Regions from separate parts of the Mus musculus genome. Here region 1 is linked to region 2. A link is a loop called in an ENCODE intact Hi-C map of the cell type or tissue named here. Cell type or tissue: heart. All regions are shown on one strand. Links, peaks and the distances in the headings refer to the core of each region. The heading gives the core; the rest is flanking DNA.

Evidence for each region. Peaks named below come from ENCODE experiments on the same cell type or tissue, not always from the same donor. Only the 100,000 strongest peaks of a DNase experiment are listed, where the experiment ranks them.
Region 1: it touches region 2 in a loop (2.1-fold over the local background); 2 of 42 quality-filtered maps call a loop at or near these places.

Annotation. Positions count from the first base shown.
Region 1 is chr11:77,419,108-77,431,552 of GRCm38, reverse strand. Ssh2 (slingshot protein phosphatase 2) reads right to left here. Exons shown (of 15, transcript NM_177710.4): 8 at 10,143-10,337; 9 at 6,159-6,252; 10 at 5,902-6,030; 11 at 1,721-1,767. Among named protein-coding and RNA genes, the nearest start is that of Coro6, 39 kb to the left of the region's middle. RefSeq lists an enhancer at 7,112-9,084. In heart, for the core only: a CTCF peak has its summit at 6,610 (motif pointing right); a DNase peak (open chromatin) is centred at 7,852; H3K27ac peaks cover 2,487 bases.
Region 2 is chr11:77,360,525-77,372,969 of GRCm38, reverse strand. The region is part of intron 2 of Ssh2 (slingshot protein phosphatase 2); the gene reads right to left. Among named protein-coding and RNA genes, the nearest start is that of Coro6, 97 kb to the left of the region's middle. In heart, for the core only: a CTCF peak has its summit at 5,963 (motif pointing left); a DNase peak (open chromatin) is centred at 4,899; H3K27ac peaks cover 2,837 bases.

The DNA of each region.
Region 1 (12,445 bases), core at 1,621-9,620, 59 kb before region 2:
ATGCCTGTATATCCAATCAACCTCTCTCTCTCCTTTTTTTTTTGAGACAAGAGTTTTGTTTTTGGTGTAGCCCTGGCTGTCCTGGGAACTCACTCTGTAGACCAGGCTGGCCTCGAACTCAGAAATCCGCCTGCCTCTGCCTCTCAAGTGCTGGGATTAAAGGCGTGCACCACCACTGCCCGGCTATTCTGGTTTTAAAGACGAAGAGTCAGTTGCACTTTGTAGTTTAGCCTTCTCAGAGTAAATGATGACTCATATTCCACAGTAGGATGACTGTGGATAGCTACATCCTGTACATTTCAAAAAGCAAGAAGAAAATATTTTGAAGAGTTTTCACCATAGAGAATTGATAGATGGAGGTGGAAGAGATGGCTTAATGATTAAGAGCACTGGCTGCTCTTTCAGAGAGTTCAGGTTCAATTCCCAGCATAGCAGCTCACCACTATCTGTAACCCCAGTCCCAGAGGAATCTGATATACATGCAGGCAAAATACCTATACACATAAAAAATAACTTATTAAAAAAAGAATTGAAACATGTTCCAGATGACAAACTTGATTTAAAACATTAAGTATATGTACCCAGACATCACATGGTAACCCATTAATGAACACAGATTTAATGTCTTATAAAACATCTTAACAGAAGAAGCAATGAGATGGATGAGTCTTCTCTCCAGCGAGGATTACGGTCTAGTGTATATGTACATACAATTTGATTATAATGACTTGGCAAGCAGGGTATGTCAAATCTCAGATCTCATACTAAATATCATATATTGGTTTTCTAGAATGATAGCTCTTTTAAATTTACAGAATGGTACTTTGTCAAAGACTGTGTCTCACTACCAAGGAAATTAAGTGAACTTCTGCAGATAAGGCAGAGTCAGTGTTTTCAGCTGCAACCAGGGTCTCATCTTCAAGGGACATGTCACGAAACCTACTGGTGAACAATTTATCTAGTGTTAAGAGGGCAAATGGAAGACACAGGATGACAGCCAAGGTTTTTGAATTCTCAGCCCAGTTTACTAGTTGACTTCCCCCTTTCATCTGTCATTGGGCAGTGACAGTTCTCACGTGTGTATGAATTTCTTATCATTCATTCATACTGACCATCATCTCAGTGTGAGGCTCTGAGCTGGGTGGATATAAATTCAAAAGATGAAGATGTAATCTCTACCTTTAAAAGCTCCAGACTAATCCTTACTAATTAGAAAATTTCAAGCTATACTTATTTTTATATCTTCAACTAAGCAACTATTTTTTCTTACTTGGAATTTTTTATATGAAAACTATAAGTTCATTTTAGCAATTGTAAACACCTTTCTTGTCAGAAGAAAGTAGGGCGTATGCATGGCACTGATCAGGATGTCGTCTATCAAGGCAATCGGAAACGAGTCATTCTCTTCTTCCTTTGGCCTAGGCAAGCGCTATCAATGAACTTCATTTCTAGCAACTACATTTGATTTTTAAAGAGTACCAAACACTTGGGCATTTGTTTTTCAAAGCCTTTCAATTAATACAACTCATCTTTCTTGGGCGGGAAGATGATCAAACAGTTGAGAGAACAACTGTTCTGATTTTTGTAAAATTATACCTGAGCACTCAAAGCAACTCTAAGGATTAAAGTTACCCATTGATACTTCTTTGACAGGAAAATATAAAGATTAAACAGGGACTTCTGTTATACAGGGGTGTCAGCAATTGCTCTGTGTGCTCACCCTCGGTTCTGCAAGTCCTCTAAGTTCGAGGCATTCCATTCTGAGCCCTATGAAGTAAAAAAGACAAGGTGAGTATTAGCAAGTCAACCAAACACAGCATCCTAAAAGGAACATGGGGGAAACAGAGGTTCTAAACAGTGACTCAATAACATGTACTCAATGCCTCTTAATACCAGGAACTTAATGTTATCACATCTAGTATTATTAATGTCACATCTAGTATTATTAATGATAGTACAAGAAATTATCTTTTCCTGGGTGTGGGTGGGCGGTAAGTGTGTGCACATGTGTGAACAGACAAGTGTCACCTGTGTATGTGGAGTTCAGAGGACAACTTGACTTCCAGGAGTTGGTTTTTGCCTTTCACCATGTATGTTCTGGGGGTCAAATTCAGGTTGTCAGGCTTTAGGCCAAGTGTCTTTACCACTGAGTCATCTTGCTGGCTCCAGTGATTTCAAACTTCAAAGCCTACTGTTTTATCTCCTAAGAACTGGGATTACAGGGGGTACCAGTAAATCAGTTTGCATGGTATTGGGAACTGAGCACAGTGTTGTGTTCAGGTTAGGCAAACACTCTATTAACTGAGGTACATCTCTAACCATAATTAATTAATTTTTTATAATTTTATCTTATTATATGTGTGTCTGTATGTACACATGTGTGTTTGTATGTACTCATGTCATGTCATGACCTCCACATAGGAAGTCATACAAGGGGACAACCTGAAAGAGCCTTTTCTCTCCTACCATGTGGGTTCTGGTGATTGACCTCAGGTCATTAGGTATGGTAGCAAGTGTCTTTACCTGCTGAGCCACCTTGCTGGCCCCTGGATTTTCCCTTTAAGAGAGGTTTATGGTGTACACTTCCAGTTGAGGATCAAAAATTATGAATATGATAAAGGTGGCCCATTTAATACTACACTATTTCTCTGTCCTACCACAAGTATAAGCAGCTTGTAGCTGAATTCTTATTTGAAAACTCCCTTCTAGAAAGGATCTGTAATGCCAAATCTTGAAAAAGATAACCAGTAATAAAAATTCTGACACTTTATTCATAAGCAAGATTACTCTGTGTCCAATACTCTTGTTTCCCTTGCTCAGCTAAAAGAAAAAGTTGCTGTTCTGCAAAAGGTCTCTATTCACATGTAGGTTTTTCTCAGCCAAATCGGACAGCCTCCAGGAGAGCTGTTGATACTAAAATCTGGTTGGGCAAAGGCTGCCAGCAAGAGAAATTGTACAATCTTATAAGAATTTAGATGAATCCTTCCCCTAATAATAACCTGGCTACCCAGCAATCAGCTTCACTGCAGATTTTCTTTGAACTATGTTCTAAACATTCCTTCTCCATATCAGCTGATATTTTTCTGAATAAACAGATCTCTGTGCAGTATACTGCAGAGCTGAGCTTTCTTCCAGAGTGAGGGAGAATTGCTGCCTCTCCTCAAAGTCTGGTTGAGCTCCAAGCATGGCAACTATGCATGAAATGAGATAACTTTGAGAAAAGTAACTCTGCAACTTAAAACTAGAATAGATTTCTTTTTCCATGCCAATTGCTGGGAAAGTATATACTCACTGAAGAAGACAAAGACATAGGACATGTGGCACAAACTGAGAGGAAGCCATCAAAATAAGTATAAGATGTTTATACAACACCTTTCAAGCATGTATTTTGCATGTTGAATAAGGTTAAATTTTAGGATTCTATTTGGAAGTTATTTCCTTAAATATGAAAATTATCCATACCTTTAATCCCAACACTCAGGAGGCAGAGGCAGGCAGATCTCTGAGTTTGAGGCCAGCCTGATCTACAGAACAAGTTTCAGGACAGCCAGACTTACATAGAGAAACACAGTCTCAAAAAACCAAAACCAAACCAAACAAAAACCAAACAAAAATTAAAATTTCACAATGGAAAGAAATGTCTAATCTTTTGGTTTTCATAGAAAACCAAACTGTTGGTGAAACTGAAGAGATTTTTTTCCTTTATTCAAAACTAAGTACACAAATGTGTACTTTAGAAGTCCAGACTCTAGGGGCTGGAGAGACGGCTCAGTGGTTAAGAGCACTTGTTGCTTTTCTAGAGGACCTGGGTTCAGTTCCTAACACTCACAGGGTGGCGCATAACCATCTGTCTACAATTCTAGTTCTAGGAATTTGGTGTTATCTTCTGACCTCTGCATTAACGTGGTATACAGGCATATACATCCACATAAAAAGAAAATAAAAAAGGTAAGAAGAAATCTAAGTGGGGTATGATAGCACATGCCTGTAATCCTATTCCTCAGAAGTACGAGAAAAGAAGAGCTCCTACCAGTTCAGCTTTGCACAGTTAATTTCATAGCTATAGTCCACATGAATCAAACTAGAGACAAACATGTTCTACAGTGCCAAGCTTTCAATGGCACCAAATCTGACTGCACGGTAAAATAAACTCCAGAATGTTCAGAGTGCAGTAACCCAGTTTAGTCAGTTTCTGTGTGTCTATCCTTCTTCTATTCCTTTTCCTGGCTTCTAAGTAGTTCAGTTCACATATGTGTTCATTAGAAATTGGAAATGTTACATAGCTGGATATAGATAATACTGGCCTTTCGATGAATAAGGATAAGAAGCATTTGAAGCATATTTGGCAAAAATATATGGGAAGAAGAAACAAAAATGATACTTTAGCATTCTTCTTTGCTTTTAAGTATTCTTGTTAACCTTGTTCACACTACCACGTACATGTGAAACTAGAACTCTTCAACTCTAGACAACTTCCTATCTTCTCTGCCCTTAACCCATCTCTGTGTCTTCCTTGAGGCATTACAGGTCACTGAATGGGAACTACAAAGAACAATTTTTAGTTATTGACTTCTTGGTAATCATGAAAAGTAACTTGAGGGCTCAAGATGCTGTGACACGGCTTTATATGCTCAAAAGTCCATGGCTGGGAGCTGGTGAGATGGCTCAGCGGGTAGAGCACTGACTGCTCTTCCAAAGGTCCAAAGGTCCTGAGTTCAAAACCTAGCAACCACATGGTGGCTCACAACTACCAGTAAGAGATCTGACGTCCTCTTCTGGTGTGTCTGAAGTCAGCTGCAGTATACTTATTTATGTGTAATAATAAATAAATACTTTAAAAAAAAAGTTCATGGCTGAGGATGTAGTTCAACGATAGAACACATGCTTAACACGTGCAAGGATCAGGATTCGATCCTTAGCACTCTAAACAATAGCTAAGCAAATACAGCCCAACAGACTTTCTGTTACAAGAAGGTCCCATCTGCTCTGATGAATTGTATTAGATATATATATATTTTTGTTTTTGTTTTTTTTTTGAGACAGGGTTTCTCTGTGTAGCCCTGGCTGTCCTGGAACTCACTCTGTAGACCAGGCTGGCCTGGAAATCAGAAATCCCCCTGCCTCTGCCTCCCAAGTGCTGGGATTAAAGGCGTGTGCCACCACACCCGGCACCAGCCAGGCCGGCTCTTAATGGCCTAGGGAATGCGTTTTGGAAGTGGAACCTCAAAGTGGTAGATATATTGTATGAAACCACAAGCAACTGACATTTTTGACTCTGAAAACAGATGACATATTTAATAACCTAGAGGAAGAAAGCCTTGGTTTGTGGCATTTGCTAAATTTCTTGGTATAAATATTCCCACTACACTCAAGTTTTAATCCACATAAAAGTCCATTGAAAAGGGAACTGGGAAGGTATGAGCAGCAGCAAAACATTCTGTAGCATCCCTGCCATACGTCCATGTAAACAGCACTAACAGCACAAATGACGACTGTTAGTAACATCAGGTAGTGAGATGATTAGAAACCAGCAAGGCTTGAGTACACAGAGCCTATGCTTTTAATGAGTTACATGACACGTTTTTTCGATTTATTTATTTTATTTACATGAGTGTTTTGTCTGCCTGATCTCCTGTGTACCAGATGAATGCTTGGTAACTGCAGAGGCCAGGAGGGGGCTTCAGATCCCCAGGACCTAGAGTTACAGATGGTTCTGAGCCATGTGGGTGCTGGGATTTGAATCTAGTTCCTTTGCACAAATAGTAAGTACTCTTAACCACTGAGCCATTTTTCCAGTCCAGTTATATTTGTTTAAATATAGTAAAGTAACAATTTCTTTCCTTCCCATCTTGAGTCCAAAGCTAGTTTCAAAATACCAGTTGAAGTGGTTTTAAAACTTACCAGGAATACATGCTCAAATATCTGTGTGGGACTGTCCATCTGACCAAGGATCACGATCATTTCATTATCTATGAATTCCTTAAATTCTCGCAAGTTGCACACCATCTGCATCTCCAGCTCCGTGCGTATCTGAAACAGAGGTGATGTGCTGTATTCATCTCTGTAAGGCTCCTCTGTGTTTTCAATACCAGTTTAGCTCCCTATCTACTGTTATCCCACTTCTGGCTTTGGAACAGCGAGGACTCAGAGTTGCTTACCTCTTTGGAGGTGATATTCTCCAAATCCTTTTGCATCATGATCTCCCTTAATTTAGTCTTAATAAGCCTTTCTGTTCGCTCACGTTCAGTTGGTCTGAGAATAAACAAGTAGTGATTTTTTTTTTTGTAAACAACTTAATCAGAGCAATGAATTCACCATTGGATTATGTTTCCAAACTATTTCTCTTACTCTTATTTATACTGCAGAAACAAATGAAAATTGCAGGCGAATACATAGTGAGTTTCAAGGCAATGTGGGTATTACATAATGAGACAATTCCTAAAACAAAACCAAAAACCAAAGCTAACAATAAGAACACACTCCCAAACCAAACCAACGAACATTAAAAAAAAAAAAAACCCATATAGAATATAAACATGCAAAAATTACTTGAACAGGTTCTATATGTTTTTTTAAAATGTCAACTCTTTTTTAAAAATATTTATTTATTTATTATATGTAAGTACACTGTAGCTGTCCTCAGACACTCCAGAAGAGGGAGTCAGTTCTTGTTATGGATGGTTGTGAGCCACCATGTGGTTGCTGGGATTTGAACTCCTGACCTTCGGAAGAGCAGTCGGGTGCTCTTACCCACTGACCCATCTCACCAGCCCTCTATATGTTAAAACATCTTTGAATACATCATAAATATACAGATTTATGAAGAAGCAAAGATGAGCTGCGTGTATCAAGTGGTCTCATGTTCCTGTCAAGGGCCTTTGGATAGCATTACTTAGTGAGCTAGAATACCAATCTGGGTAGCCTAGTGGTGTGACTCAATAGAACCAGACCTTAAAACGCCATTCTGATGATCTGTTCTGATTATTCATGGCTGTGGGCCTATAAGCTGGGAAAGAAGGAGAGCGGATCCATCTCCCTCCAACAAGGCAAATTTTATTGCAAAATGGGTTGTAGGGGGTCAGCTATTTGGATGGAATAGTTTCATCCAAAACACTTTCCTTTTCATGGCAACTCTCAGAATAGCTCTGTGAAAATTTTTATGTTTTTGGAGACAAGGTCTTGCCATGTAGTCCAGGCTGGCCTAGAACTTTCAATCCTCCTGCTTCAGTTTTCCAAGTAATGGGATTATAAATGTGTATCACTGCCCTTTCCTTCCTGCTCATTTCTGTAAAGTTTTTATATTAACAATATTATTTTATAGTTAAGGAGACAAATGCTAAAAGATACACTGGTAATCATATACATTATCAGGGAAATCAGATCACTCAGCCTAACCTAGCTCTCTCGCTAAAGCATTGTGCTGTTTTCTAGCCTTCTGACTCTAAATAAAATTACTCAAGGCCAGATGTGGTAGCACATGCTTTAGTCCCAGCACACTGAGTTCGAGGCTAACCTGGTCTACAATGCAACATACGTCTAGGACAGCCAGTGCTACACAGTAAGACCCTGCCTCAAAACAAACAAGCAAATAAACAAAATAAAATAAATCTATTCTTGGAACTTTACTATGAAATCAGCCTAGGCGGCAGACTCTTCACTACCAGAAAAGCATTGGTTCTCTCTAGAGGCACAGTTTCATTATGGAGAACTTGAGTACTTTCTATCCCATCTTTGTTCCTACCTACTCGAGAAAGGTATCTGTTCTGTATTTCCTTATTTAGAAATGGACATGGCCTAAGCCTTCAGGCATCCTGCCTGTTCCTGCTGCTTACAGCCTTATCACTGCCCGCAAAAATAGCCTTGGTAATCTCCAAGGCTGCAGGCTGCACTCCACACCCTCAGGGCTCCACATTGCTTAGGCACTCAGCTTCTCATGAAGCACACAGCACACAGCACACAGCACACTGCTAACACTCGCTTGTTCACAGCAAGGCATTTCTGTTGTGACTAAGAGGACAATTCTTATCTAGGCTAATATGGGAGCAAATGTGTAAGGACAGTCTTCCACTGAAAAGACGTGTTGATAAAAGCAGATTTTAGCAGCTGTGTGCATGCATGGGTTTGATTTCTTAGTTCAGCAGTTTTTCTCTGAGTCCTTTACAATGATGTGACCTTGAACAAGGTCTTTCTCCTCTCTAAGCCTAGTATGATATTAGGTGTACACTGGGGAACTCCATGTGGACATGCCCCTCTTGGATTACAAATACAAACTGTTCACAGTAAACACTGTAAATACATTTTGCCTCACATTTTCTTGTATTTTCACTATCCTTTTATAAGCTTTTAAAGTTAATTTGGGTAGGAAGAGGACACAGAAAGGCATTATAGCCCACAAACACATTCCCCTCTTTGATGCTACTGGAACAAATGTGAAAATACAGAGAAAACAAAACTAACTAAAAAAATCACTCTATCCAGATATATCCATGTCCTAGTTAGGGCTACTATTGCTGTGATGAAACACCATGACCAAGAGTTGGGGAGGAAAAGGGTTCATTTGGCTTACACTTCCACATGGTAGTCCTTCATTAAAAGAAACCAGGACAGGAACTAAAACATAGCAGGAACTTGGAGGCAGGAGCTGATGCAGAGGCCATGCTTACTGTCTTCCCTCTGATGGCTTGCTCAGCCTGGTGTTTTACAGAACCCAGAACCTCCAGCCCAGGGATGGCACCACCCATGAAGGGCTGGGCCCGCTCCCATCAATCACTACTGAAGAAAATGTCCTACAGGTTTTCCTTCAGGCTGATCTTATGGAGGCATTTTCTCAATCAAAGTTCTTTCCTTTTGACAACTCTTTGTGTCAAGTTGACATAAAAGTAGTCTGCGCATCATCACTGATACTCTGGTCTACAGTGTCCATGAAGTCATTTTCTACAAAGATAATTTATTAATACATCTTAAAACTAAGAACTAAAATTCAGTAAGTAAATTTACTGGGTGACAGGCTCTCTCACTGTTTTGTTTGTTTTTGCTTAGGAATGTCAAGCAATCCCTTCTGTGCCACAGATCCAACGTCTTCTCAAACAAAAGATAACTCGGGAAGGAAAACATTAGTTTACTGACTTGAAACATTTATTCTCTATTTTGAGATGGGGTTGGTTCTACTCTATGTAGTCCAGGCTGTCCTAGAACTTGAAACCCTTCTGCCTCAGTCTCCCAAGTGTACTGTGTGCTACTATCCCCTGTATTGAGCGAGATGGAACATCCATTTCTCCAAAACCCACTAACCAGCTTCACAACATGAAACCATGAAGATCCCTTTCCACAGATTCCTATCTCGTTGGTTACTATGATATCTTGAAAGGACTCGGTCTCCTGGAAAGACGGCTCTAGAATCAACAACTCCCTGTTTTTGTTTTTAAATCAAATAATGTTTTGATTACTTTTTGGCCTAAAATAAAACCACAATTCAATAGAAATAAATTTAACCCAGATATTCCTTTAAAGGGATTGGAAACATCTTTCTTTCCTGAGACAGGGTTTCACTATGTACCTCTGAATGGCTTAGGACTCGCTCTGTAGACCAGGCTGACCTTGAACTCAGATCCCCTTGCCTCTGCTTCCTTAGTGTTGGGATTAAAAGCGTGGACCTCGGGGGGGAGGGCCTGGGGGACTTCTGGGATAGCATTGGAAATGTAAATGAGGAAAATACCTAATAAAAAAAAAGTGTGGACCTCCAGTCCCGAAGAGTATGAACAGCCTTGGTTGCAACAGAATTTGATAAAAGATAAGACATCAACTATTGTTACTGGGGATTTCATCTAAAGGAACAGTGTTCTCCTTTGAAAGTCAGCTTAATTTCTTAAGTAACCCTTCAAAAGCATCTTGCTGTTAACTTATCTAATGATCCTTTTATAGCCAATTCCTCCAAATTCAAATTTCAAATTAGTGGAATCTGATTTTTATAGCATTACATTCTTGATATGGTTAGTCCATTGTGCCCAGGAATGAAATTCCTCAGGCCTTTGCAGGTGATAGAAGGCTATTCTTCATGTATGACATATGTGGTGTAGGGTTAGTTCCTGAGGAATTTGCTGTTTAGGACATGTGCTTCCACAGTCCTCAGCAAGCCAACTTACATGTCTGTGAAGAGGGCTGGAGAGTCAGGCCGATGAGACTGCACATCCTGCATAGCATTCCACTCATTGACTGAGGACTGATCTGAGTTGATATGGCTCTCGTAATAACTCACCCAAGTGAGAAAAAGGCTGCCTGGATAGTAGTTATGCATTCTGGCCACTTCACAAGCCTTGTGCAAACTCTGTAGTGCAGACCTGAAAGATAAGCCTAAAATGAGCACTGTAGAATTATGGGGTACCAAAGGATAAAAATCACTTCTATCTCAAACTTGTCTACTTTTAAAATTTTACAGAGTATCATTTTCTGGAGAATTTCCTCCCTCCACAGGAGTCAAGAGTCTCTGATCTTGCTTGAATTCTCAAGGCAAGGAGCTGGGGGAGGGGGAGAGAACTGACAACTAACTCCCCAGTGAAAAACAGGTCCAGGACCTATGGCCTCATATACTTGGATTCATGTTGTGACTGTCATTAGCAAACAAAAAAATCTCAACAATTAACTATTTAAAATTTGTTTCTCTTTGGCACAGAATCATGGGATAACTTACTCTCTATGATTCTTATGGGCTCCACAGAGGCCAATGCCCCTAAGCCACAGGGATATGTGCTTTGATGTTCAGGGAGTACTCATCTAATGGCATTTACCATTCTTGCTATCTTAGTCTCCTGGTTCTTTAGACCATTTATTCATTCACACGACTTGCCTTCTAAGAATAGCTCTGGCTACATACACTGAAACTAAATTAAACCTCCTGACTCTGAACTCAGAAATCCAAGAAGGGTAAACAAAACTAAAAACTATCTTTTTTCTATTTACCTACACTAAAGCCAGAAATGCTAGAAAGTAAACAAGACACACAAAAGAAATGCTAGGAAGTAACTTACACAAAACCTAGGACCTTCTACATTTTGTTTATTGGTCTATCTCCAGTGCTTAAAAATAAAACCTAGCTTATAGCAGAAGCTCAAATAAATGTCTTAATTGGCTATAAACTGATGTTTTTCTCTTAAAGGAAAAGGAAGTGCAAGAGAATTCTATGACCATTCTCTTACATATTTTCTTTATAACACTTATTTATTTATTTTACTATTTTATGTGAGTAATTTGACTGCATGTATGTCTGTGCACCATGTGTGCCTGATGAAGTCAGAAGGAGATGAAGGATCCCTTGGAACTATAGTTACAGAGGATTATGAGCCACTGTTTGAGAGCTGGAAATTAAATTTAGGGAGTTTGCAAGAGCAATACGTATTTTTAACTTTTGAGTTTAACAATGTATAACACCTATAAAATTAAAAAAATTGATATATGATTTGATACACATGCCACAGTAGCACACATTGGGGTCCAGAGGTGAATTTCTGGGTGTTAGCTCCCTCCTCAACCAAGAGTATCCTAAGATTACACACAGGTTGTCAGTCTGGCCAGGGATTTTACCTGCTAAGCCATTTCAAAGATCTTACATATTTTTAAAAAATACCTTTTAATCCCCCCACTTTTTTTTTTTTTTGAGACAGTGTTTCTCTGTGTAGCCCTGGCTATCCTCGAACTCAGAAATCCCCCTGCCTCTGCCTCCCAAGTGCTGGGATTAAAGGCGTGCACCACCACGCCTGGCCAACTAAAAAGGATTTTAAAAACATAACCTGTGGTTTTATTTCTGAAGTGTGTATGTGTGGTATATGCATGTGTACACATTTGTGTGTATGTGTGTGCATCTGTGTACTTGTGCATGTGTGCTCCTGCATGTGGAGCCACTGTTGGGTACCTCCTCAGTCCCATTTCTTTGAGACAGAGTTTCTTACTGAGCCTGGAGCTCATCAATTTGGTGAGGCTAGTAGGGTGATTAGATTCAGATTTGTCTGGCTCTATTCTGTTGTGTGTGTGTGTGTGTGTGTTTTAAAGTAGATATTTTGGATTGAATAAGTCTCTATGCTTGTGCAGCAAACATTTACCTGACATCTGTCAGTCCCCTAAGATGTTTTCTATTACTCAAAATAGGCAAATGCTCAGAAAAATTCAATTGCACTCCAGAGATTCCAGGCATACTCTCTTCATTTGGAAATTCACTCTTTACAATCATACCTTATAGACCTGCTGCAGCTATAATATACTCAGTGTTAGTTGCTCCAGATACAATGGCTACATATAGAAACGGGAGACTATAGTACATATAGAAACGGGAGACTATAGTACTCTTTGTCTGGTTAAGGAAGCACCTGGTCAAAATACTGCTTTGATTCATCGCTAATATTTTTCTTATATGACTTTCAGTTCAATATTCCTCAAAAAAGTTAACAGAACAATT
Region 2 (12,445 bases), core at 2,446-10,445:
CAACTTACAATTGCGTGTAACTTTAGCTCCAGGATAGTCTACTTTCTTCTGGACTCTGAGGGTACCTGTACACATGCACACATACTCACATACTCACACACATACACATACACATACACATAATTAAACAACAACAAAAATATTTTAAAAATAAGCAAGGCCTTACTGACAAGAGTGCTGATAAGATACAATGTCCTTTTGTTAACTCACAACCCTAAACCAAATGATAACACCAGAACCAGGGAAAAACAGGGAAGTGGCTGTATGACGAAATATCTGAACTTCTGCTTAAGAAAAACTAGGTTAAAAAAAATAAACCTATGCGTATTAAAAATTGGGAAGAACAGACATGGTTGTCAGGCAGGCTGTGTTTTTTTTCCCCCTCTTTTTATAAAGGAAATTAAAGTTTTAATGTGTTTTCAGTTTTTAAAGAAGGAAAAAGAGAAGGCGAGAGGAAGGAAGGAAGGAAACTAAGCAGGGCTCTGAAGGAACCGGCCCCGTGGGAACAGTGAAGCACACAAACACATGGTTTGCGTAAGCGACATTTTAGAGACATCTGCCTTTGTGCAAGACTTGAAAAGTGGAGCTGTGGTCAACAAGTTTTTCTCTGCAGTGAGGGGTGGGGCTCGAGGGAAAGTGAGCTGTGAAGAAACCAACAATTACTACCCTCAGGGCAGAAAAATGCAAAGTTTTTAGGTTAATGCCTGTGTTTATTGCCTATCTCTGTCCAAGATGCCTTCCATCAGCATGTCTACTAGTCAAACAAGGAAGAACTAAAGCTGCCCTTGTCTTTTTCTTTTAAAATTTGTATTTTTATGTTTATAATTATTTTATATGCATGCATGCATGCATGTGTACTGCATATGTGCCTCAGGCTTGACACAAAGCAAAAGAAGCTGTCAGATCCTCTGGAACTAAAGTTACAGATGGCTGTGAGCTGCCATATTGGTGCTGAGAATTGAACCCAGGACTTCTACAAGATCAGCCAGTGCTCCTAACTGGCTAAATCATCTCTCTAGCCCCTGGCCATGTGTTTTTATTTAAGTGACTGAGGCTCTTTGCCAACAATACCATTTAACTCTTAGGTAGAGCAACCCCACCCCTGTGGGAGAATAGATGGGGCAGAACTTACTGTTTAAATTTGCCTGTCACCTCCCTACTTGTTCTCACTTATATAGCTTATTATATGCAGAAAAACTCAGATAGAAAATGAAGATAATACAACTGTTGATCTGCTCTACTGCCTTGTGTTTTATGTGTGTTCAATTTCATTTGTTTAGTTTGATGAATATTTTAGGTCTATACTGTTTTCTTTTGCATAAAGATACTATAGGAAGGTTATCATATTGCTTCATAGTGTGCCTGGGGTAATGCATATATAGTTAAAAAAACATGGTTTGAAAACAGTAAGAGGGATGCCAAAGACTGAGGTACACTTTAAAATCTCCTTCAACTCAAAACACTTTCAACTGACTTGCAAAGTCCTCCGTTGTGCTCTTTCTTGAACTTCCTTTTCTGAGAAGCTGGGTGTGTTATACGGGTTACTGCCCTACATCTGTCTTCTGGGCAAGCTGACTACAAAAGACTTAGAAATCTCTTGTTCAGATTCCGGAACCTTCCACAGGCCTTACAGATCATCACTTTTTCACTTCTGTGACAAAGGAATGCCATATATAGGTTTGTCTAAATGTGCTAGGTTAAAATGAAACAGCTAACCTATCACCCTGTTACTTCCACATAGTTCAAAACCACACTTTCCTACTAGTGAAACTATCAAGTAGAGCAGAAAACTACATCAGGGAAACCAAAGATAATCAACTATATAGAGCCCTTAGGTCTAACACAACACATTAAAAGGAAGGCAGGAAAGGGCTAATCTTTCTGTAGTTATATAATCTAGCAGTAGCCTTGAAGTGTGGTTGTCAGGACCTATCCCAAAGATCCGAAATCAGCAAAATACACGACAGTGTTTTTGAGACTGGGGTCTCAGTATGTAGTTTTGGCCTGGAACTCACTATATAGACCAAGCTGTTCTTAAACTCACAGATCCGCCTGTCTCTGCCTCTCGAGTAGTGGCACCATGACCAGCTATCAATATATATATTTTAAAGTGCTGCAGTTGCCTCTGAAAGTGTGGTTTTAAATTATTTTTCAAGAATACATCACACACACACACACACACACACACACACACACACACACACACACACACACACATACACACACAGCCCTGGAGAGGTGGCTCAGTGGTCAAGAGCATCAGCTGCTTTTCTAGAGGATCTGGGTTTGATTTCCAGAACCCACATGGTGGCTCACAAACATCTCTAACTTTAGGGGATCCGATGACTTCTTGTGGTACCTCTGAGAACACTGGGCTTGTAAGTGGTGCACAGACTAAGTGCTGGCAAAAATATCCACAGAGATAAAACAAAATAAATGTTAAAAAAATATATCATAGGTTTCATTAAAAATACTTATCAAGAATATATTGTGCAGCAAATTACTGCTCTAGGTACTGGTAACATAGCAATAAACATAAATTCAAATTACTGACAGACTTGTGGGATGGAGGTAGGATGAGACAAGTCAATAAAAATCAGGTGGTGTAAACGTGCTGGGGGAAAAAAACCCTACTGGTTCAACTGCTAAAAGTGTCAAATAACCATGGTCAGAGAAGGGCTCTCTGACAGAGAGGGTATTAAGGCAAAGGGTTAATTAATAATCAGTGAGATATATCACTACCCTTCTAGAGAAAGGGACAGGGGTAGAACTGTCCTCCAGATCAGCTACATGATCTTCCCTGGAGAGAGAGAAACCAAATTCAACTCTATTGTTCTAGTTAAAATGTGGAATGGGGCTGCTGTAAACAGGCGGGTGGGGGTGGGGGTAAGAAGGTAAGCAGTACAAGGATCCTGTACGGTGTGCCAAGGAATTTGGGCTTATCTTGAGCATAGCAGAAAGCCACAGTTTACATTTACAGAAAGACTCTTCTAACTACAGTAGAGGAAACAGGCTGGACAATGGGTGAGGCTTCAAATGGGAGATAGCTATGACTTTGGTATCTTAGGTAAGACAGAAGATTGGTCTAAAGTTGGAGAATGCAGAGTAGATGGATATGAGGTACTTACTGTCTAGTTCATTTTCTGGTACAATGGAAAATTTATTTCATGAAGAAATTCCAGTTGTAAGAAAAGCCAGACAGAAATGCTTTGATATGCACAAATTCCTTCTACTCATAAAAAATATTTTCTTTGTCCCTCTTGAGTCTCTTGACAGGCCCTTTGGTCTTGAACAAATACCAATGCTTTAAGCCTCTCACACAAGGATTTAAAAAAAAAGTCTATTTACATGGCTATTAACTCTTATGCTACCTGCCTTTGTCCTAACTTTTCTTAAAGTAATTTCCTCTCCCCACTAAGTTATACTTTGTTAAACCTCACATTTGAAATCAAACTTGCCTGTTTCTATCTGCCAGCTGACAAGCTCATCAATTCAGACAATCCACTGGCCTTACAAGTAATTCTTCCTCATGGCACTTTGTTATCACACATGTCTATATCATTTCCTGCCAGGTACCAGACTTCCAGCATCAAGGAAGAACAGCTGGGGAGAATGCTTTTACACAAAGGACTTTCCTCCTTCCTACTGACTTTAGCGGATATGACAGTATACTGATAGGCTTTAGTTAAATGAATGGTAGTTTAGCTAAGTTCTGTACTAGTGTGTTAATTGTGAGCTGACAACCAAGGGACAGTAAACGTGTCAACATGTAGGACCCTCAGGTAAACTGCCTAGAGTTAGGAATACCATAGGAAGATAGTTTTCAGGAAGTCAATATCTCCATCTCTAGAATGAGGGAGAACAAAGAATTGACATAAAACACAACCACAGGGTAGCCACAGAAAGAACGGTATGCCTAGAGAATAAGATCTGATCCAATTTATATCTAATTACAGAAAAGCTGCCAATATTATAAAGCTGAGAAAGTTTGCTTCCTGTTCCTCTTCTGTAAATGAGATTGTGACACTTAAGATGCTATGAGTGAAATAGGATGAAAAAATAAGGTGTCTGTTCCTTTCAGAACACAGCCATTTAAAAAGTAGCTCAGCACCGACAATCCAAAATATCTCTTTCTACAAGTGAGGCTTCCAGTTCTCAGATCCCATTTCTATTGACTTACAGGAAGCAGTACACAGGAGTTACTTAATTAGCCAATGTTGTTTTGTTTTTGTTTTTTAGAGAAACCTTACTGTGTTAATGTAGCCCAGGTTGGCCTTTAACTCAAGACCCACCTGCCTTGGCCTCTGCAGTGTGTTACAGGTGTGCATCACTAGGCTGGATTCAGGGCTTTCTAATGACAGTACATATGGCTATCAGATTCCTTTGAGTCAGTTTTGTTGTCTTAGACATTTTCTCTGAAAGATGATGAGTACTTCATTTACTTCAGGGAAACATGTAGAAGTAGACAGAAAAACAAAATAAAACAAAACAAAAACCAGAACCTGAGGTCATCAAGACTTCTCAGCAGGCAGAGGTACTCGCCTCCCCGCCGGATGACCTGAGTTGTATTCCCAGGACCTTATGGTAGAAGGTAAGAAGCGACTCGGGAAAGTTGTCCTCCAACTTCTACATGTCCACTGTGGCATGCACAGAAGCAATTTATAAAAAAATGTACTACAATCTCACAGTTTTCATGCCATTAGTAAAGTCTATAATATGGAGTGAGTTAGTGTAGAGCTCAGTTTCTTCATGTAACAGTATGAAAACACTCATCAAGTTTGAGTTCAGGAGATTATTACCGAGAATCTTAAAACTACTCTCTCAGGGAACGGCCAATCGATAACCAGCCCAACTTGAGAACCATGCCACGGGCAGGCGTCAGTCCTCAACACTACTAGTGACAGTCTGTTATGCTTGCAGACAGGAGCATGTTGTCCTCTGTGAGGCTCTACCTAGCAGCTGACTCAGACACATGCAGATACCCACAGCCAAATAAATAGTGGATGGAGCTTGGGAATTCTTACGGAAGAATAGGAGGAAGGATTGCAAGTCCGGAAGGGAATATGAGCACCATGGGAAGACCAACAGAGTCAACTAATTTGGACCCTTGGAGCTCTCAGAGTCTGAACCACCAATCAAAGAACATACAAGGGCTGGACCTAGGCCTCCCACTCCCATGTAGCAGATGTGCAGCTTGACCTTCATGTGGGTACTGAACAACTGGAACTGGAGCTATCCCAAAAGCTGCTGCCTGTATGTGGGATATGTCTATTAGCTGGGCTGCCTTGACTGGCCTCAGTGTGAGAGGAAGCACCAGGATGCGGGGATACTCACGGGAGTCCCCACCTGCTTAAGAGGAGAAGAGGAAGGAGGATGGCAGAAAGATTGTAGAAGGAGGTGGCCAGGAAGGGGGCAGTGAGTGAGATGTGAGTAAGTAAAAATAAATAAACAAAACAACAAAGAAAGTACACCCTCAGTCCAAGATGAGATCATTATATTTCTATGGCAATTAAATATGCAAAAAAAACCTGCTAAGCTTTTCAAAGCAAAAGAAGTGCAACTAGTAAAGAATCCTATAAAGGTCAAAATGGGTCAGGCTGCCCGACAAGCAAGATTGTTCAGAAGCTATATGGGACTCCATATTGTTTAAGACACCAAACGGTTAATGTGTTCACTGGCTTCACGCTTCCACTGGAAATTTTGCTGTAAATAGAATCCTTTTCTTCTCTGTTATCAATTAAATAACAATAGTAACAGGATAGGAAGGGGAATTTCTTTCATAGGAATAATCATTATAGAAAGGCTATGGAGGTAGTTTTATTCTCTAAAAAGAAAGTAAGGGGCTACAGAGATGGTTGAGCAGTTTAAGAGCACTGGCTGTTCTTCCAGAGGATCCAGGTTCAATTCCCCAAACCCATATGGTAGCTCACAACCATTTGTAACTTCAGTTCCAATGCCCTCTTCTGGTCTCCTTGGGCACCAGGCATGCACATGGTGCACAGACATATATGTGGACAAAACACTCATTCACATATAATGTAAAAAATATTATTCATTTAAAAAGAAAGTAAAAGAAAGCCATATAAGCTAAAACAAGGCATAGGGAAATCACCATCACTGGTTGTAATGTTGATTCATTTAGTCTCCTAGTAAAGTCAGTTTATTTCTGTGTCTGAGTTTTTTCTGTTAAATAGGCATGGTAGGTGATATCTACATGATATCTCACAAGCTTGGCGAGAAAACACACACACAAAAACAGTCTTCCTAGTAGACCATGGTTTTCTCCAAAGCGGATTGTAAAGTTCAAACCATCACTGTACAAGACCTAAGGTACATGAAAGCTTATGCTTTGTTTTTTGCATTTCAATAGCTGTTAATTTTTGGTTAATAAAGCAGAAACAATAAATCATGAGCTAGGTATATTTTCATATAGAAATAACTTTGGCTTGTTTTTCTTACTTTCATTAAAAAAAAAGGGTCTCTCTTTGATACCAAGACTAGCTTTGAATTGTGATCTATTTCAACTTCCCAAGTAGCTATAAATACAAGTGTATACCTCCATACCTGGCTTGCCTATATTCTTTTATAAGTAGGCTTTTATATTTTATTTTCATCTAGTACACAATTTTTTACCTTTTGAATCTTGTATTGTTAGAGTGTTTCTATTTCCTTAAATATAAATGTAACACTAGTGAGGAAGACCAGTGAAGGTCATTCTACTGTCTCCTATAGTACTAGTAGCCAAGTCCACCTTACTATATTTAGACAAGATATGCTCACCCTATTAAAGATAGAAGGCGACTCAGTCCTACGCTTAGCTCACAGCAGTAGGTTGGTAACTTCGTCATGGGAAAAGACACCAAAAGCAAAACTATCAACTTAGCATTCCTTGACAGCCACCAGAACAACTAATGCTCAATTTTATTCCATCCTGAACGGTGGTATAATCTCTAGCACAGAGCTAAAGATCTCTACCATACATAAATCTGGCACAGTCATGCCTAAAGCAATGCTATGAATACCTTGCATGCAACTCACTTGCCAGGACTGCCTGCCACACCTCAGGCAGAGACAAAGAGCTGCCCAGGTTAACAGGGTAAAATGTTCAGCAGTTTTGTCTCCTCGGAACTAGAATAAACAGGTTTTCAACTTGGGAGTCACCAACTTGAAAACTAAACACCAGGAACTAACAGTGGAGAGTTATCTGGTAGTGCTTTTTTTTTTTTTTCCCTTCGAGACAGGGTTTCTCTGTATAGCCCTGGCTGTCCTGAAACTCACTCTGTAGACCCGGCTGGCCTCGAACTCAGAAATCTGCCTGCCTCTGCCTCCCGAGTGCTGGGATTAAAGGCGTGCGCCGCCACCACTGGGTCCGGTAGATAGTCTTCTGGTTGACAGCTTCCTCCATCATGTATCCCACAAAGAGTCAAGTGAGGGCAAAGCTCATTCTTTACCTATTCTGTCCTAAGTCTAATGTGCTTATAGAACTTAGATTTTTATCATTGACTCATTGACTGATTTTGTTCTTTAATGGCTAGGGAAAAATCTTATATTCCTTTTCATTCTTTCCTTTCCTTTTGAGGTAGGGTTTCACTATATAGCTCAGAAGAGAAACATTAAGAAAAAAGAAAGAAAAGAAAAGCCAGCCACGGTGGTACACACACGTGAGCTAGCCATGTGGGAAGCTGGTACAAGAGGATCTCTATCTAATTCAAGCTACTTCGGAGTTCAAGGTCAGCCTGTACCTAAAAGCTAATATGGTACCAATGAGATGGCTCAGTAGATTAAAATTACTGGCAATCCGAGTTTAAATCCTGGAACCCACAAAGAAGTGAATGAAGAAAGCCAACTCCACAAACTGTTCCCTGACTTTTACACTGGTACTGCAGCATGTGTGTCTGCCCTTCCCTCACAGTAGTAAACTAAACAAAAAATAGAAAGATAAAACAGGGGTTTGAGTACACTTAGGGATAAATAACAGAGCTCTCATTAATTCTATGTATTTAAAATCAGGCCATTTTCATGGGTTTATGCAGTCATATAAGGTCTGGTGGTTTATGCAGTCATATAAGGTCTGGTGGTGTAGATAGTTCACACTTGGTTTAATCCTCTAGTGTTATCTTTAAATTCTGAGTGATTTATGAACAAGGGGTCCTATGTAGTTAATTTGCAGAAGGTCCCACAATTATGTAGCTGTCCAAGTTAAAATCTTTTCAATAGGTTAGAGTACAAAAACAATAGCTTATGGTTTCAAGGTCAATATACAAGGACCACTGCTAACTAAAAAGAGACTTATTTTATTTTTGAGAGAAGGTCTTATTATGTAACCAGGGTGTCCTTAAACCACATTTCCCCTGCCCCAGTCTCTCCAGTGTGGACACTGGACTCACTGCTGTTTGCCACCATTCCTGACCTGAAAGGAGACTTTTAATTAGGCTGAAGGTCATGTATTTGTAGTACCTGAATTCTGAACTCTAAAGTTTATAAAAATCGTTTAGAAAGAGCCTATTTTAATAGCTCTAGTAAGAAATGGAACTATTATTCTCCTTTCCTATTGTCTTGCTCCTATCACATCAAAAGAAGATCCTAGGAGTCAGGGGGGATGGGTCAGCAGTTAGGGGCACTGGGTGTGCTCTTCCAGAGAACCTGGGTTCTACATGATGATTCACAAGTTCACAAACAAAATCTGTAATTCCATGTCTAGGAGATCCTTTTTCTGGCCTCTGCTGGCACCAGGCATACAAGTGATACAGAAATAAACACCCACACACATAAAACTGCAACTTAAATAATAAAAAACACATGTTAATAAATGAACTACATGAATGTCACCTAACTGATTTTCTGTTCTAAAACTAAACTGGTTGTCTTTTATTTGTTGTCTGTTATCTCATAGTAACCGAGTATGCATGTAGCCACATTCCTACATTAACAATCTCTGGAGTCTGAAATTTCTAGTACCTCCCAACTTAACTTAAAAAAAAAAACCCACTCTTTTAAGAGAAAGATTTTATTTTTATTTTATGTATATGACTGTTTTGTCTGCATGTACCATTCTTAATGGCTGAGCTATCTTCTTTAGCCCCAAGAAACACTCTTGAAAGACTTTTTTTTCCCTGTTTCTGCTGACTGTAGAAATAGTAATTTTTCTCTGGAGCTAAAAGGCTGAAGCTGGGTTGCAATGATGCCCTGAAAGCAACAGTGACCCCACACCATTCACTTTGACCTTTAGACTCCTTATCAGGGACTTTCAATTTCTAACAGCAGTTTGACAGGCCAATCACAGAGGCCCATTCTGATGAACAAAAGTTTTACTATGTAAAAGAGATGAGCTGTGGGTAGAGATAGGATCGACAAGGTGCTGAACTCACTCTCTGTACAGCAGTGCAGGACTGCTGCCACTGCCAAAGTGAGACTTTACCTGAAAGGCCTCTCTGCCCATAAACACACTCCCCTGAAAGCAGGTTGATTTAAAACAAAGACGGGCAACTGACACTAATGGAGCTTGCATATACCTGGGCTTTCCTTTTGCTGCCTTGTAATTATCACTCCTCCCCCGCCCCCCCCCCCATACACACCTGTAAACTTTCCATAGACTGGTCCTTAGGGATAGTTAGATCTGCTGGTGACCTTCAAATACAGCTTTAAGAATACAGCTTTTCTCTTACACAATACTCCCATGTCTCAAAGATGGAAAGAAACTATAGGTTCAAGAATTTTTTCTTTTTTGTTTTGGTTTTTTGAGACAGGGTTTCTCTGTATAGCCCTGGCTGTCCTGGAACTCACTCTCTAGACCAGGCTGGCCTCGAACTCAGAAATCCACCTGCCTCTGCCTCCCAAGTGCACCACCACTGTCCGGCTTTAAGTGACATTCTCTAAAAAGTTAGAGACATGTATTCACTGTTTACAATAAATAGTTAAGAAATTCTAATTTCATAAGGTCACTGGCAATACAAACTAATATTATTTAAAACTTTTGTATCCCTAGTAAGACAATACCATGGGAAATTTCTGGGCTTAGTCTTCTGATACTTCTATATCATCTTTCATTATCCAAGGAAGTCAGGGCTGGAACTGGAGGCAGGAGCTGATGCAGAGGCCATGGAGGAGTGCTGCTTACTGGCTCCGTCTCCATGGCTTGCTCTCTGCTTCTTGGACCACCAACCCAAGGATGGTACCACCCACAATGGGCTGGGCTCTCCCACAGTACCACCTGCAGTGGAGTGTGGCAGCACATACATCTTTAATCTTTCCTGGAGGAAGACAGGTGGTGAGGGGACTTGCTGGCTAACCAGTGAGCTCCAGACCCAGTGAGAGATCCTGTCTCATCAAATGAGGTACAAAGGTTGGAGATTTAGCTTAATAGTAGAGGCTTACCTAACAAGTACAAGGCTCTGGGTTTAGTCCTCAGTAATAAATATTACCGAAATAAAGTGAAAAATGATAGAGGAAGATACCCAACATTAATCTTTGGTTTCTACACACTGACACACACGTATACACACATATATACAATATAACACCCACATAGAAAATACATATACATACACAGAAAAAGACTTAACAGTAAATATCTTTAGGAGATAAGAATAGGAATAATGCTTTTTCATTGTTTTAGTTTTTTTGAGTCAGGGTCTCACTATATAGTTCTTGCTGTCCTGGATCTCACTATGTAGACCAGGCTGGCCTTGAACTCACCGAGATCCACCTGCCTCTACTTTCTGAGCGCTGGGATTAAAGGCATGTGCCACCACACCTATCATGAGAAATACTTTTTTGTTTTTGTTTTTTGAATAAAAGAGAAACAATGTTTTCTGACTTTTCTATAACAAAAATATGTATCATCTGCAAATAAGAAGTAATCATTATTTTCTTTACTAAGAAGGCCACTTCAACTTAAAATAATTACCAAGAGCAAGTTCCTTTTTAGGTAAGTAGATGACAGAGTGGAAGTAAACTACAAGTGTTTATGTGCATAAAGCTTTTTTGGTTTTACTCGTGGTGTGTGAGCACATGCCCAGGTGAGCAGTCCTGCGGACACAAGAGGTCCCACTCTACCAGTTCTCATCTTATTCCCTTGAGACAGGATCTCACTGAACCTAGAGGGCAAAGAGAACATTCCAGTTGTGTGGCTGTGGCAGACTACCATGCTCAAGACTGAGAGTCACGGGAGTGAATAGCCAGATCCAGTAGGTATACTCAGGTATTTTAAAGACATGAGCAATACAGAAATACAATTAAAACAATTGTTTGTAATCCTTAAAGATAATCCAAATAGCAAGTTTAAATCTTCCAGTTTTTTAAGTCTGAAAAATAAACTATACTCTTTAAATTCATTTGGTCAGAACCCACTAAATTATATAAATATGTGGTTTATCTTGCACAGTCTCAGCTTGTCATGTTTCTTGGTGTTAGTAAGGTACAACCACTAACTTTTGAGTATGTGAAAGTTGCTTTTTTCTCACTTGGGCTTGGGGTAACATGTCTCCTGTGCAGTTCTTGAACTTAGTAACTGACACAGTCAGAAGATTATTATTTGTGTAAAAGATCACCATATCCACTAGGATGGCTCTCATGTGTGTTTAACTTAGAAACTAAAGAACTACATTCTACTTATACAGAGTGATAACATGGAAAGCTATTAATAGCCATTAGCCCATGAAGCTAACAATCAAGCTGGGGAGAGGAAGAAGAGGAAGAGAAAGGAGGAGGAGGGGGAGGATGAGGAGAAGAAGGAAGAGGAGGAAGAAGGAGGAGGAAGAAGAAGAGGAAGAAGAGGAGGCAATCAAAGCAGCTTCCCTTTATAGCTCATTCTCTTAAACACTATAAAACCCATGTCATGTGAATTGCTCTGCCTAGAATACGATGCTGGTGAAATATCTAGAGCTCAGCACCCCGGTGAAGCAGACAGGGCTTACTTTGGATTACTTCAAGCCCTTTCTACACTCTATTAAGTCACTAGCAGAGAGTTTAAGGCTTTCTGTCCTTATGCAGCTCATGAGGGTTTATGTTGTTATTCCAGCCTCTTGGACTGACTCTTTAACAACAGATTTTCATAATTGTCAGCCTCCAGAACCTACTACAATGGGTGGCTTACAGCTGCCTATAATTCCAGCTTCCAGGGGATCCATTACTTCTTCCAGCCTTCTCAGCACCTGCATTCACATGTACATATACACACAGACACACACACACAATCTTTTAAAGGGGGGGCTGGAGAAATGACTCAGTAGTTAAAAGCTCTTACTGCTTTTACAGGGGACTCAGGTTCTGTTCCCAGCACCTTTATGGTGACTCATATCCACCTGTAACTCCAGTTCCTGGGACTCCCTCTGGCTTCCTAAGGTACCCGCACACAAGTGGATGCATATAAATACATGCATACATTTACATGCATGTGTAAATACATATACAAAAAAATTAAGAAAAATTTGTGCTGGGCATGGTG